Linked DNA regions of Homo sapiens: region 2 is linked to region 1. The links are chromatin loops, found by intact Hi-C in ENCODE. Cell type or tissue: breast epithelium. All regions are shown on one strand. Links, peaks and the distances in the headings refer to the core of each region. The heading gives the core; the rest is flanking DNA.

Region 1 (5,000 bases), core at 1-5,000:
TTTAAACATCAGCAGAGCAGCAGTGAGGTGTGGGATAACTTCAGGTAACCTATATACATGTAACTGGAGTCCCCAAAGGAGGAGGGCAGGTGAATAAACATTTCAAGAAATAACGGCCAAAAATTTTCCACTTTGATGAAAACTTTAAACCCACAGATACAAGAAGCTCAATGACCCTGGAGCTTAAGAAACTTGAAGAAGACCACATATACCAAAGCACATCATATTAAAAGTGCTCAAAATCAGTAATAAAATGTTAAGAGCAGACAAAGAAAAAAATATACATTACATATACTGAAATAAAGATGACAAAGATTTCTCATAGAAAACGATGCTAGCAAGAAGACAGTGGAGCAATATTTTTAAAGAATCTCATTACTTCTATCACCTGGGATGGAATTTAATAATTAGGAATCATAGGCCAGGTGCGATGGCTCACGCTTGTAATCCCAGCATTTTGGGAGGCCGAGGCGGGCGGATCCCTTGAGGTCAGGAGTTCAAGACCAGCCTGGCCAACATGGTGAAACTCGTCTCTACTACAAAAATTAGCTGGGCGTGGTGGCGTGTGCCTGTAGTCCTAGTTACACGGGAGGCTGAGGTAGGAGAATCGCTTGAACCCAGGAGGTGGAGGTTATTGCAGTCAGCTGAGAACACGTCACAGCACCCCAGGTTGGGCGACAGAGTGAGACTCCATCTCAAAACAAAAATAAAAATAAAATAAATAGGAATCACGAACAGAAAATCTGTTAAATCCCCACACATTTAGGAACTAAATAATATACTTCTAAATAAGCCGTAGGTCAAAGAAGAAATGAAATGGGAAATCAGAAAGTATTTTGAACTGAATGAAAATAAAAACACAACATATCAAAATTTGTGGGATGCCACCAATGTGGTACCTTAAGGGAACTAAAAGCCTACACTAGAAAAGAACAATCTCAAATGGACCTCAGCTTCCACCTTAACAAGCTAGAAAAAGACCAGCTTGGGACTGAGCAACGTGGCAAGACCTTATTTCTATTAAAAATTTTTTTCAAAAATTAGTCGGTGGCAGGCACCTGTACTGCCCCAGCTACTTGAGAAGCTGAGGCAAGGAAGATCACTTGAGCCCAGGAGTTTGAGGCTGCAGTAAGCTATGATTGTGCCACTGCACTCCAGCCTAGGTGAGAGAGTGATAACCTGTCTCCAAAAAAAAATACAAATACAAATAAAGGGCAAACAAAATCCAAAGTAAGCAGAAGAAAGGGAATAAAGATCGAAGTGAAAAATCAATAAAAGACAAAAAAGAAACAAAAGAGAAAGAAGGTCAATGAAATAAAATTCTGGCTCTTCGAGAAGTTCAACAAGATTGAACTTCTAGCCAGACTGACCAGGAAAAAAAGATTACTGGTATCGAGAATGATAAATGTGATATCACTACAGACTCCAGGAATATTAAAAGGATAAAAAGGGGATATTATGAACAACTTCATGACAATACTAGAAAAGATGAAGCAACTTCATACCAATACTACAAAGGATGCAACGGCTTAGATGAAACAGGCAATTCCTTTGCTCATTCTACTGTACCAGGAATTACACTTTGCTCATGATACCCTGCTAGGGAACTAGGGACAAAAATGATACAGTCCCAAGGCTGAAGGAATTCACAGGCCAGCAGATATGGACAATGTAATACATGACAGAGGTCAGCACAGGACACTTACTGTGGATGCCTAGAGGGGGGAAACTAACCTTTGGGGTTATCATGCATTTTAAAGGATGGTAGGAGAGAGCCCAGAGGAATATATCCAAGCAGCAGGAAAAGAGAGGCATGAGAAAATAGGGGAGGGAACAAGGAAAGATAAAAGCTAAAGAGAGAAACTCAAGGACAGACTTGGATGTCTTGTTAAGGAGCTGCTGGAATCTATCCCAGGGTTAGCAGGAAGCCATTGAAAGATTCAAAGCAGGACAGGAACGTGATCAGATTTACATTTCAGAAAGATCCCTCTGGCTGCTGTGGGGAGAAGGGGCTGGCAACCACTGCAATAATCCAGAGGGTGTGGATTTCAAGAGCCTGAACTGAGGCCACAGCAGAGGGGCTGACCAGGAGAGGGTGAACTTGAGAGATACCAAGAGGGAAGACCATGGGCCTGTATCACCTGTTTGAATGTACAACAGAAGGAAATGGAGACTGAGTCAGGAATAAGTTCCAAGTTCCTGGCTGGGGCAACCAGGTGGTGGAGATGCCATTTCTCAGAGAGACCAGTAACTCAGGGAAGAGAAGATAAGGCAGGGAGGGAGAAACTATTCTCCCAGATCTTTCTGTGGGGCCATGGGCTTCAAAATTCAAGTTAGCACCTGAAGTTTGAATTAACCTTCTCTAAATCCATATGAGGAAGATGGAGTTCAGGGACTTCAGAGTGGGTCAAATCCAAATCACTTCTGGCTGGCCGTGGTGGCTCACACCTACAATCCCAGCACTTTGGGAGGCCAAAGCAGGAGGTTCGCTTGAGGCCAGGAGTTTGAGATCAGCCTAGGCAACATAGTAAGACCCTGTCTCTACAAAAAAAAAAAAATTTTTTTTTAATTAGCCAGGCATGGTGGTGCACACCTGTAGTCATAGCTATTTGGGAGGCTGAGGCGAGAGGATTGCTTGAGACCAGGAGTTTGAGGTTACAGTGAGCTATGATTGCGCCAATGCACTCCAGCCTGGGCAACAGAACGAGACCCTGTCTCTTTAAAAAAAAAAAAAAAAAATCATTTATTGTAAAACTATAAAGAGCACAGGATTCAAAGGTAACCTAATTACTACCATTCATACATGGGCGTGTCTCAGGAGAATACATAGGTATGGTACATGTTTTTAATTGCAGAGACTACCTCAGGGCCTTGTAATTGGTCATTTCTAGGAAGGGAGTGACTGAGGCAACGAAGGCACTTTTAAAATTATGTACCATTTACATGACTACCTAATCAAAACAAACAAAAACAACAGCCTATTTCTTCCTCATCCCCAGACATGGAAAGACAGTTATATTTTAAAAAGCAAATCATTTACTAAGAACAACCTGATTATGACTGGCACTGGCGCTTTGGTGTGGCCCTCGGGTGGAATGAAGGCACTGATTGAGCTCCTCCCCCACCCGCCAGGTCCCAGGCTGGATGCTCTTAGCCAGGCTTGCTGAGAGGTGACCAGGTTCTTGGCTGGGACAGAGGGGAAACAGCCTGCTTTGGGTTTCCGTTCCCAGGCTGGGATGCACTCTTTCTTTTCCGACTGGCTTTTCTTCCTCTGCTTCCAGCTGAATCCATGCCAACAAGGGCCCCCTTCTGCCTGAGCAAGCATGAGAGCACCCTGGCAACCGAGATGACAACGGAGGTATGGGGGCTGGGGACGTTTGTGGGGAAGTTGGGAAGAGAGTGAAATGCCGGCAGAAAAATACTTCCAATGTGCGCGCTTGTTAGAAAAGCAAGGCAAGAGGGAAAACCCAACCAGCCTTTTATGCTTTTGGAATCAAGAGAGACATGATGAAGGGGTTGCAGACAAATGATTTTCCTTGCCCAGGAGGCAGCAAGGGGTGAAGGGCACAGGAAGCTGATTCTCTTTCGGGAAAAGGTAGTCTTGCCTTGTCCTTAAAAAATGGGGCACAGGTCAGACACGGTGGCTCACACCTGTAATGTTATGTATACCTTAGCGCAATTAAAAAACAAAAACAGTCTGGTTCATGGGTTTGTTATCCGATCTTCCCTGCTGAACACTGTCGATTACAACTGTATATGTGAAAATAATAAAATTAAAGAACAAACTCCAAACTGCACAGAATTACCAGACACTGAAACACTGAGAGAACATAATCTCTGAGGCCAGGTGCAGTGGCTCATGCCTGTAATCCTAGCACCTTGGGAGGCCAAAGCAGGAGGATCACTTGAGGCCACGAGTTCAAGACCAGCCTGGGCAACATAGCGAAACCTCATCTCCACAAAAATTTTTAAAACTTAGCTGGGCAGCCAGGCACGGTGGCTAACACCTGTAATCCCAGCACTTTGGGAGGCCAAGGTGGGCGGATCACTTGAGGTCAGGAGTTTAAGACCAGCCTGGCCAACACAGCGAAACCTCATCTTCACAGAAACTTTTAAAACTTAGCTGGACGGCCGGGTGCAGTGGCTCATGCCTGTAATCCCAGCACTTTGGAAGGCCGAGGTGGGCGGATCACTTGAGGTCAGGAGTTCGAGACCAGCCTGGCCAACATGGTGAAACCCCGTCTCCACTAAAAATAGCCAGGCGTGGTGGTACGTGCCTGTAATCCTAGCTACTCTGGAGGCTGAGGCAGGAGAATCGCTTGAACCCAGGAGGTGGAGGTTGCAGTGAGCCAAGATCACGCCACTGCACTCCAGCCTGAGTCTTGTGACAAAGCTATCTGGAAAAAAAAAAAAAAAAAATTAGCTGAGCATAGGCAGTCTCAGCTACCTGGGAGGCTGAGGTGGGAGGATCCCTTGAGCTGTGGAGGTCCAGGCTGCAATGAGCCATTTTCATGCCAGTGTATTCCAGCCTGAGTGACAGAGCAGGACCCTGTCTCAAAAAAACTAAAAAAAAAAAAAAAACTCTGTTCCTTTGAACAATTAATTCACAGTGCTAGATTATAATCTGATTGTTTAGAAAATAATGTAAAGAAAGGAATGTCAGAAAGCAGCCTCCCTACCAAGAAAAACAATACCTCACGGGTCCTAAAGTAGTCAATCAGAAAACAAAAAGCTAAGGAGTGCTATGGACTGACCTGTATCCCCCCAGAATTCATATGCTGAAGCCCTGGCCCCAGTGTGGCTGCATTTGGAGATGGGGCCTCTTGGAGGTCATTAAGGCTAACTGACATCACAAGGATGGGGCCCTAATCTGACAGGACTATTAGCCTTATAGGAAGAGAGACGCCCCCGCTCTCTATCCACTCCCTGCAATGCACAACACACACTCCACAGAAAGGCCATGTGAGGACACAGCAAGAAGGCAGCTGTCTTCCAGCTGG
Region 2 (9,300 bases), core at 2,370-7,369, 50 kb after region 1:
GTGGGGTCACAGCCTGCCCTTTGGAAGGGGCTGTTTCTGGGCTGCTGTGACTTCCTGCCATTATTTCCTCTCTGTTCTCCCTCTGGAATGAATAAAGTACTTCTGAAAAACCATCAACCCAGTCGATACGGAAATGCTGGTCCCTACAATAGAATGCTCTGTGGTCATTAAAAAGATTAAAAAGGTCAATCTGTGTTTCCTGATCTGGAAAGATCTCCTGGACATACTGCTAGTGGGGAAAGAAAGCAGTAGAACAGCTTAACACAATCTCGTCTTTCTTAGAAAAAAATATAATCCCTACTGGATATGTAAGCTCCAACAAAAAAAAAAGAAAGAAAAAATACAACCTGCACACCCCAAAAAAGCCCTGGCCATGTGTCTCTGTAAATAAACTGAAGATGCAGGAAGAAAGATGGGGAGGTGTAGGGAAAGGACAGACCAAAGTGTCAGTGGCAACTACAACTTGAAGGGGAAATTTAACATTTTACTTTATGTACTCCTATATTGTTTCCATTTTTATAATAACCATGTATTATTTGTGTGGTTTTTTTTGTTTTGTTTTGTTTCGTTTTTTGTATTTTTTTTTTTTTTTTTGAAACAGAGTCTTGCTCTGTTGCCCAGGCTGGAGTGCAGTGGTTTGATCTTGGCTCACTGCAACCTCCATCTCCTGGGTTCAGGCAATTCTCCTGCCTCAGCCTCCTGAGTAGCTGGGATCACAGGTGCGTACCACCACACCCGGCTAATTTTTGTATTTTTAGTAGAGACGGGGTTTCATCACGTTGGCCAGGCTGGTCTCAAACTCTTGACCTAGGTGCTCCACCCACCTTCACCTTCCAAAGTGCTGAGATTACAGGCATGAGCCACCGCGCCTGGCAGCATGTATTACTTTTGAATAATAATTTTTAAAAGCCATAAAGAGCAATTTGGTAATATCAAACTTACAATGCATTACTTCTTTTCCCTTCTTTATTGTGGAGAAATATACATAACAGAAAATTGACCATCTTAAGCTTCTTTTAAGTGTATAGTTCAGTGGCATAAGTACATTTGCACCATCATGCAACCATCACCATCATCTGTCTCTAGAATTTTTTCATCATCCCAAACTGAAACTCAGTATTACACATGCATTTTAACCTAGCATTTCCACTCCTAAGAATATACACTACAGATACACTTCCAAAAGCTTGCCAAGGGACCCACACAGCATTGTGTGTACAAACTAATAGCTGAAATGTAATTTAACGGTTCATACATAGGCTGGGCGTGATGGCTCATGCCTGTAATCCCAGCACTTTGGGAGGCTGGGGCGGGGGGATCACTTGAGGTCAGGAGTTCGAGACCAGCCTGGCCAACATGGTGAAACCACATATCTACTAAAAATACAAAAATTAGCTGGGCGTGATGGTGCACACCTGTAATCCCAGCTACTTGGAAGGCTAAGGCAGGAGAATTGCTTGAACTCAGGCGGCAGAGGTTGCAGTGAACCAAGATCGTGCCATTCAGTCTCAAAAAAAAAAAAAAAAAAAAAAAAGGTTCATACATAGAGAACTGGCTAAATACAAGATGAAAAATTCATTGAGGAAGACTACTCAGATGTGAAAAAGAAGGTGCTGTTGGTAACAACTTCTGGGGGGGGCCCGGGGGAGGGGGACCCACAGAATTTAGCCTCCAGGGGAACTGTAAGCACACATTCCTTGGGGAACATCGCCAAGGTATATGATAAGGAAAAAAAGGCACATAAGTTATAGTATGTGCTCATTTTTGCAAACGTAAGCAAGCGTTTTATATATGTGTAAAATAAAACTAGAAGAATGCAGACTAGACCGCTAACAGTTACCTTTGGGGAAGAGAATTAGGAGTATTTTGCAAACTGCAAACCACAAGTTACACCCTGTTGGTGGTTATTTTAAGAATTAAAAATAGGCTGGGTGTGGTGGCTTGCATCTGTAATCCCAGCACTTTGAGAGGCCAAGGTGGGTGGGTAACCTGAGGCCAGGAGTTTGAGACCATCTTGGCCAACATGGTGAAACCCCGTCTCTACTGAAAATACAGAAATTAGCCAGGCATGTGGTGGGCGCCTGTAATCCCAGCTACTCGGGAGGCTGAGGCACGAGAATGGCTTGAACCTGGGAGGCGGAGGTTGTAGTGAGATCATACCATTGCACTCCAGCCTGGGTGACAGAGTGAGACCCTGTCTCAAAATAAAAATAAAAAATAAAAAAACTAAAATTGAAAAGGACAAAATAGAAAACACTGTTTTGTAAAACTTTTGTTGCAATACATCCTATGTGTGCTTCCTGGGTTGCAATATGAAATGTATTTTTTACCATAGGTCGTAGGAAAGAAAAAAAAGGAAAAACATTGGATTGTCCATCTGAAGTGAGAGGGAGTTTATTTTTTTATATATGCTTTTGTCCCGTCAAGGATTTTCCCTCAAGTTTTCTCAATCTTTAGATCCTTTTCAATTAAAAAGCAATTAAAAAATTTAACTAATAAAAAAATCTAAAGATTAATAGAAAAGAAAATGTCAGTGTGTTTCAACTGGGGAACCAAGGAGATGGCGTTTTGTTCAGGTTTGAGTGGGAACTTACAGTGAGAGCAGTGTCCCCACCACAGGGGGCAGAGTCAAGAGTCCCTCACACAGGCTGGGTGCAGTGCCTCACGCCTGTCATCCCAGCACTTTGGGAGGCCGAGGCAGGAGGATCACCTGAGGTCAGGAGTTCGAAACCAGCCTGGCCAACATGGCAAAACCCTGTTTCTACTAAAAATACAAAAAACTAGCTGGACATGGTGGTGGGAGCCTGTAATCCCAGCTACTCAGGAGGCTGAGGCAGGAGAATCACTTGAACCCGGGAGGCAGAGGTTGCAGTGAGCCAAGATCTGCCACCGCACTCCAGCCTGGGCAACAAGAGCGAGACTTTGTCTCAAAGAAAAAAAAAAAAAGAATAAAAAGTCCCTTCCACACAACCTCCAGGGGCTCTTCTCTGCTTTAGCGGTGGTGGGAATCCCTTGTTCATGAATTAAGGCAGGTGGATCAGGGGCCAGGAAGGAGAGAGGAAGGAGGAGCAAGGGGAGAGGCAGGAGGGCTGGAGGGAGACAGACAGCGACAGAGAGGAGGGGGAGGGGGCTGGAGGGAGAGGGGAGAGGACAGGGGAGGGAGGCTGGAGGGGGCTAGAAGGAGATGGGGAGAGGGAGGGGAAGGGAGGCTAGAGGGAGATGGGAAGGAGGAGGGAGAAGGGGGCTGCAGGGAGATGGGGAAGAAGAGGGAGATGGGGAGGGTGAGGGAGATGGGGGGGAGAGAGATGGAGAGAGGGAGGGAGATGGGGGAGGGGGAAGGAGATGGGGAGAGGGAGGGAGGTGAGGAGGCGGAGGGAGGGGGGAGGGAGAGGAGTAGGGAGAGGGAGAGGGGAAAGGAAATGGGGAAGAGGAGGGAGAAGGGTGCTGGAGGGAGATGGGGAGGAGGAAGGAGATGGGGAGGAGGAGGGAGATGGGGAGGAGGAGGGAGACGGGGGCTGAGAGAGATGAGGGGAGGGACTGAGTGAGATGGGGAGGGAGATGGAGAAGTGGAGGGAAAAGGGGCTGAGGGAGACAGGGAGAAGAGCCAGATGGGGATGGGAAGAGAGAGAAAGGCATGAGGAGAGGGGGAGGGGGAGGGGAGGGGCTGGGCTGGAGTTCTCAGGGGCAGGGTACCTACCCGAGTGGATGTGAGCATGCAGTTTGAGATAATGCTCCCGCCGGAAGAACTTCTTGCACACTTGGCACTTGAACCTGCCCCCGCTGCCGTGGGTGGGCAGATGACGCCGCAGGTAGCGTTCACAAGGAAACACCTGGGAGAGAAGAGGGGCCTTCAGGTCTGACTCACCGGGCCCCCCTCCCCTGGCCATCTTCTGAACTCAAAGGTTCCTCGTTTCCAGCCCCTATAGAGACACCTTCCTTTCTGGCTATCAGGGGCCAGGACCCAGAATGTCAGACTCAGCCCTTAGAACTTCATGGCTCCCCACAAGCCCGGACAAAACATGTCTGCCCTGAGCTTTTGCCCGGATGTTCTTCCCACCCAGAGGGCCTTTCTCTCTTTACTGACAAACTCTTACACATCCTTCAAGACCCAACTCGGGCGTCACTGCTCCTGTCAAGCCTTCCCTAGCTCCCTGGTGCTATGCCTGGCAAAGCCAATTCTGCCTTTGAATGTCCACCCACACTTTTAAGTCAGCATTTAACCCACTGAATGACAGCCCTTTGCTTACACAGGAGCTCCAAGTAGGCAGAGAGGGGCTTTCACTCCCCAGCACAGAGCCTGGGTCAAATGACTGACAAGTAAAAGAATTAATGGAAAATGAGCAAATTACTAAAGAAATCTATGGAAAGGTAATTTTTTACTTTTATTTATTTTATTTTATTTTATTTGAGATGCAGTTTCGCTCATATTGTCCAGGCTGGAGTGCAATGGTGCAATCTTGGCTCACTGCAACCTCTGCCTCCCAGGTTCAAGCGATTCTCCTGCCTCAGCCTCCTGAGTAGCTGGGATTACAGGTGCCTGCCACCACTCCCGGCTAATTTTTATTTTTAGTAGAGACAGGGTTTCTCCATGTTGGTTAGGCTGGTCTCTAACTCCTGACCTCAGGTGATCCACCCGCCTCAGCCTCCCGAAGTGCTGGGATTACAGGCGCCCACCACCACACCCAGCTAATTTTTGTATGAAAGGTAATTTTTTTAAAGCCAGAAAACACAGAAGTGAAAATCTCTTTCCAGTCCAGGCAAAAGAAGGGCATGTATTCACACATTCATTCATTTTGGTAGAGCGTTGGTCACGGGCACAGACCCAGCTGCCCCACTGCTTATTAGCCCCATCGTTTCCCAGCTAGGTGACCTTTCTGCCTTGGTTTCCCCACCTATAAAGGGGGATAGTAACAGTACACCTATCCTCTAGTCAATTCCAGTGAAATGCTCAGAACAGCATCTGGCATGTGGTTCTTGCTCAATTCATGGTATCTTTTACTCGGACCACAACTTCTAAAGCTTAAAATTAGGTTAGATAATAAGAAACATCCAGAATGAGGCCAAAATGAAACCAGGGCTGTCCTGGAAAATCTGCCACATATGGTTGTAAGAAAATGAGTAGAGTGAAGAAGCAAGTTAAACACACCAGGGAGACGTAATCAGCAAAATCCAGACTGCGGGGAACACCGCTGAACCAAATGGCCCAGTTTCTTCAACAAATAAATTCAGAGGAAAGAAAAAAGGGAGCAGTGGTCAGGGGTGGTGGTGGGGACCTGTAGATTAATAGAGGCTTTTGTTATGTCAATCAATTGCAATCTATGGACCTGATTCAAATGAACTTTACAAAATGATGAAGCTTTGAGACAACTAGAAATTGGAACACTTCCTGGATGTTTGATGTTATCAGGAACAGGCTTTAGTGAGGCTTTCAGAGTCACTGAAAAGAAGAATCCAGGCTGGGCATGATGGCTCATACCTGTAATCCCAACACTCTGGGAGTCTGAGGTGGGAGGATCACTTGAGGCCAAGAGTTTGAGACCAGCCTGGGTAACATAGTGAGCCCTATCTCTACAAAAAATTTAGGCTGGGTGCAGTGGCTCATGCGTGTAATCCCAGCACTTTGGGAGGTCAAGGTGGACAGGTCCCTTAAGCCCAGGAGTTTGAGACCAGCCTGGGCAACACGGTGAAACTCCATCTCTATAAAAAATACAAAAATTAGCTGGGCATGGTGGCACATGCCTATAGTCCCAGCTACTCAGGGGGCTGAGCCCAGGAGGTTGAGGCTGCGGTGAGCCATGATCAAACCACTGCACACTAGCCTGGTGACAGAGTAAGACCCTGTCTCAAAAAAAAAAAAAAATTAAAAAGAAGAGCCAATTGTAATAAGGATAATCTTACATCAGGAAGCTGGGAGGCTTCTGCTCAGACACTAGGCCTGGGACCAGGACAGCCCACCCAGCCTGGCTCCAGCAGCAGCCCCGACATGGCCACATCTGGAATGTGATGGATGAGATGGCCAGGCAGAGACACTGTGTCATCTGTGGAGCAGCCCCTGAGCCCTGCCTGCGTGTCCTATGGTGAGAGAGGAGAAGGAAAGGGTGAGGTGTGCACCCCACCCCACCTCCTTGCCCTTATTATAGCCTAGGCCCCAGAAAAGAGGACAGTGGCACCCACCTTCTGGCAGTGTGGGCAGGGGAAGTTGTGAGTGGCGGTCTGCAGGTGGTGCTCCAGGGCCTCAGGGGTGGAGTATTTGTTGACACATTTGACACACCTAAGTGGAAGGAGCAGGAGAGATGAGGGAGGAAACACAGCAGGCATAGGAAGCAGCGCCCCGGCCACCCCAGGGCCAACATTAGGAGGCAACATCCTACAGTTAATTCATTCCAAATCCATCCACTCTTCTCAATTGCCACTGCCTGTCCTCATCTGAGCGCCATCATCTCTTGTTCGGACTTGTGCAGTAGCCTCCTCGCTGGCCACCCTGCCCCTGCCTTGCCTCCTGTAGTCCATTCTCCACAGGGTGGCCAGGGGCACCTTTAAAAATGAAACAGGCTGAGCACAGTGGCTGGCTCACACCTGCAATCCCAATACTTTAGGAGGCCAAGGTGAGAGGATTGTTTGAGACCAGGAGTTCAAAATCAGCCTGGGCAACATGGCAAGACCCCTATCCCTATGAAAAATTTAAAAATTAGCTAGATGTGGTGGCTTCCCAGCTACTCAAGAGGCTAAGGCAGGAGGATCGCTTAAGCCCAGGGGTTTTGAAGTTACAGTGAGCCATGATTATGCCACTACACTCCAGCCTGGGTAACAGAAAGAGAACCTGTCTCTATTTAAATAAGAAAAAAAAAAAAAGGCCTGGTGTGGTGACTCACACCTGTAATCCCAGTACTTCGGGAGGCCGAGGCAGGCGCATCACCTGAGGTCAGGAGTTTGAGACCAGCCTGGCCAACATGATGAAACCCCGTCTCTCTACTAAAAATACAAAAATTAGCCAGGCGTGGTAGCGTGGACCTGTAATCCCAGCTACTCAGGAGACTGAGTCAGGAGAATCACTTAAACCCAGGAGGCGGAGGTTGCAGTGAGCCGAGATCGCACCACTGCACTCCAGCCTGGGCGGCAGAGTGAGACTCTGTCTCAAAAAAGAAACAAAAAAAAAAAGTAAGTCAGACCATGCCACACCATTGCTTAACCCACCTCCCACCTTGGCCTACAAGGCCCTGTGGTCTGACCCACTCCCACCTCTCAGACCTCATCCTTCTCCTTTCTCCACCTCACTCACTCTGCTCTGGCCACCCTGGCCTCCTTGACCTACCTTGAACACACCAGGCTCATTCCCACCTCAGGGCCTTGGCACTGGCTGTTCCTGTTCCCCGGAACACTCTTCCCCAAGTCTTCCCCAGGCAGTGCCTTCTCATCCTTCATATCTCAGCTCAAATGTCACCTCCCCAAAGAGGCCCTCCTGGCCACCCTGTCTCAAGTTGCCCCCCACGATGCACTCCCAGTCACTCCCTATTACATCACTCAGTTTTATTTTCTTCTTACCACTTCTTACCTGGAATTATTTATTATTTGCTTACTTGGTTATTGTCTGTCTCCTCCACTAGCAAGTGGTCCCTGTTCCAGATACCACATCTTGCCCATTCACAAGCTGCTCCCAGCACCAGTGAGAACTTGTTACATTAAAGAGTCAGACAGATGGGGATCCAAGCCCAGCGCCTTCCCATTTCTGACCTGCTGGGCCTCCTCATTCAAAATATGGGGTGTGAGTCCCAAACAGACCTGCCTGTCACTCATTCTTACAATTGTCACATGGCTGGATGCAGTGCCTCATGCCTGTAATCCCAGCACTTTGGGAGGCTGAGGTGGGCAGATCACCTGAGGTCAGGAGTTCAAGACCAGCCTGGCCAATACGGTGAAACCCTGTCTCTACTAAAAATACAAACATTAGCCAGGCGTGGTGGCACCTGCCTGTAACCCCAGCTACTCAGGAGGCTGAGGCAGGAGAATCACTTGAACCTGGGAGATGCAGGATGCAGTGAGCTGAGATCACGCTACTGCACTCCAGCCTGGGCGACACAGTGAGACTCCATCTCAAAAAAAAAAAAAAAAAAAAGGGAGATTGTCACAGAGTCTGACATAGTTTGTATCTGTGTCCCCACCTAAATCTCATGTTGAACTATAATCCCCAGTGCTGGAGGTGAGTTCTGGTGGGAGGTGATTGGATCATGGGGGTGGATTTCTCATGAATGGTTTAGGACCATCCCCTTGGTGCAGTCCTCAGGATAGTGAGTGAGTTCTCATGAGATCTAGCTGTTTAAAAGTGTATGGCGCCTCCCTCTCTCTCTATCTGGCTCCTGCTCTGGCCATGTGACATGTCTACTTCCCCTTCTCCTCCTGCCATGAGTAAAAGCCTCCTGAGGCCTCCCCAGTGGCAGATCTGCTAGCTCAGACACTATGCTTCCTGTACAGCCTGCTGAACCGTGAGTCAAATAAGCCTCTTTTCTTATAAATTACCCAGTCTCAGGTATTTCTTTATAGCAGTGCAAGAATGGCCTAATACAGAGTCAAAAAACACAACTGTGCCAAACAGCTCATAAACATGTCCTCACAACAGCAGTCTCAGGCCACCAACCACTCTGAAGGGAGAAAAGACACCACCATCTCCCCATCATGAAAACATGTGCCAGCTAAGGAAGAAAGGGTATTATCAGACAAAAAAAGAAAAGAAAAAAGAAAACATTTGCCAGCATATTGACCTATTTACAATGAGTTATCAGTGAGGAATGTCACAGGTAGGTGAACAATTCAAAGCAAAAACCAAAAGGCAGGCTGTGTAGAGTACTGCCTGTGGGAAACCCCAGGCAGGCTGCACCTGCGAAGGGCCCAGGGGAGCCCCATAGACCGCACTCTGAAACTACACACTAGCCAGGCGCACTCTGAAACCACACACTAGCCAGGCGCGGTGGCTCATGCCTGTAATCCCAGCACTTTGGGAGGCCGAGGTGGGCGGATCACTTAAGGTCAGGAGTTCGAGACCAACCTGGCCAACATGGAGAAATGCCGTCTTTACTAAAAATACAAAAATTAGCCAGGTGTGGTGGCTCACACCTGTAATCCCAGCTACTCAGGAGGCTGAGGCACAAGAATCACTTGAACCCAGGAGGGCAGAGGTTGCGGTGAGCCAAGATCATGCCACTGCACTTCAGCCTGGGTGACGGAGAGAGACTCTGTCTCAAAAAAAATAAAAAAAGAAAAGAAAAAGAAAGAAGCCACATACTAAATGCCTCCAGGCAGCAAGAA

What was found. A loop is a pair of places that touch in the nucleus more often than their neighbours do. Peaks named below come from ENCODE experiments on the same cell type or tissue, not always from the same donor. Only the 100,000 strongest peaks of a DNase experiment are listed, where the experiment ranks them.
Region 2: a loop joins it to region 1, with 5 times the contacts of the local background. A loop is called at or near these places in 6 of 110 quality-filtered maps.

The regions. Positions count from the first base shown.
Region 1 is chr20:33,830,515-33,835,514 of GRCh38, reverse strand. All of the region lies in intron 1 of CHMP4B (charged multivesicular body protein 4B), which reads right to left. Among named protein-coding and RNA genes, the nearest start is that of CHMP4B, 22 kb to the right of the region's middle. In breast epithelium, for the core only: no CTCF peak of the experiment used is centred there; no DNase peak of the experiment used is centred there; H3K4me3 peaks cover 362 bases; H3K27ac peaks cover 911 bases.
Region 2 is chr20:33,778,262-33,787,561 of GRCh38, reverse strand. ZNF341 (zinc finger protein 341) reads right to left here. Exons shown (of 15, transcript NM_001282933.2): 11 at 6,175-6,271; 12 at 3,698-3,830. It overlaps ZNF341-AS1 (ZNF341 antisense RNA 1), which reads left to right. Exons shown (of 4, transcript NR_110623.1): 4 at 1-189. Among named protein-coding and RNA genes, the nearest start is that of ZNF341-AS1, 28 kb to the left of the region's middle. RefSeq lists silencers at 1,836-1,885, 8,915-8,964 and enhancers at 8,205-8,499, 8,535-8,824. In breast epithelium, for the core only: no CTCF peak of the experiment used is centred there; no DNase peak of the experiment used is centred there.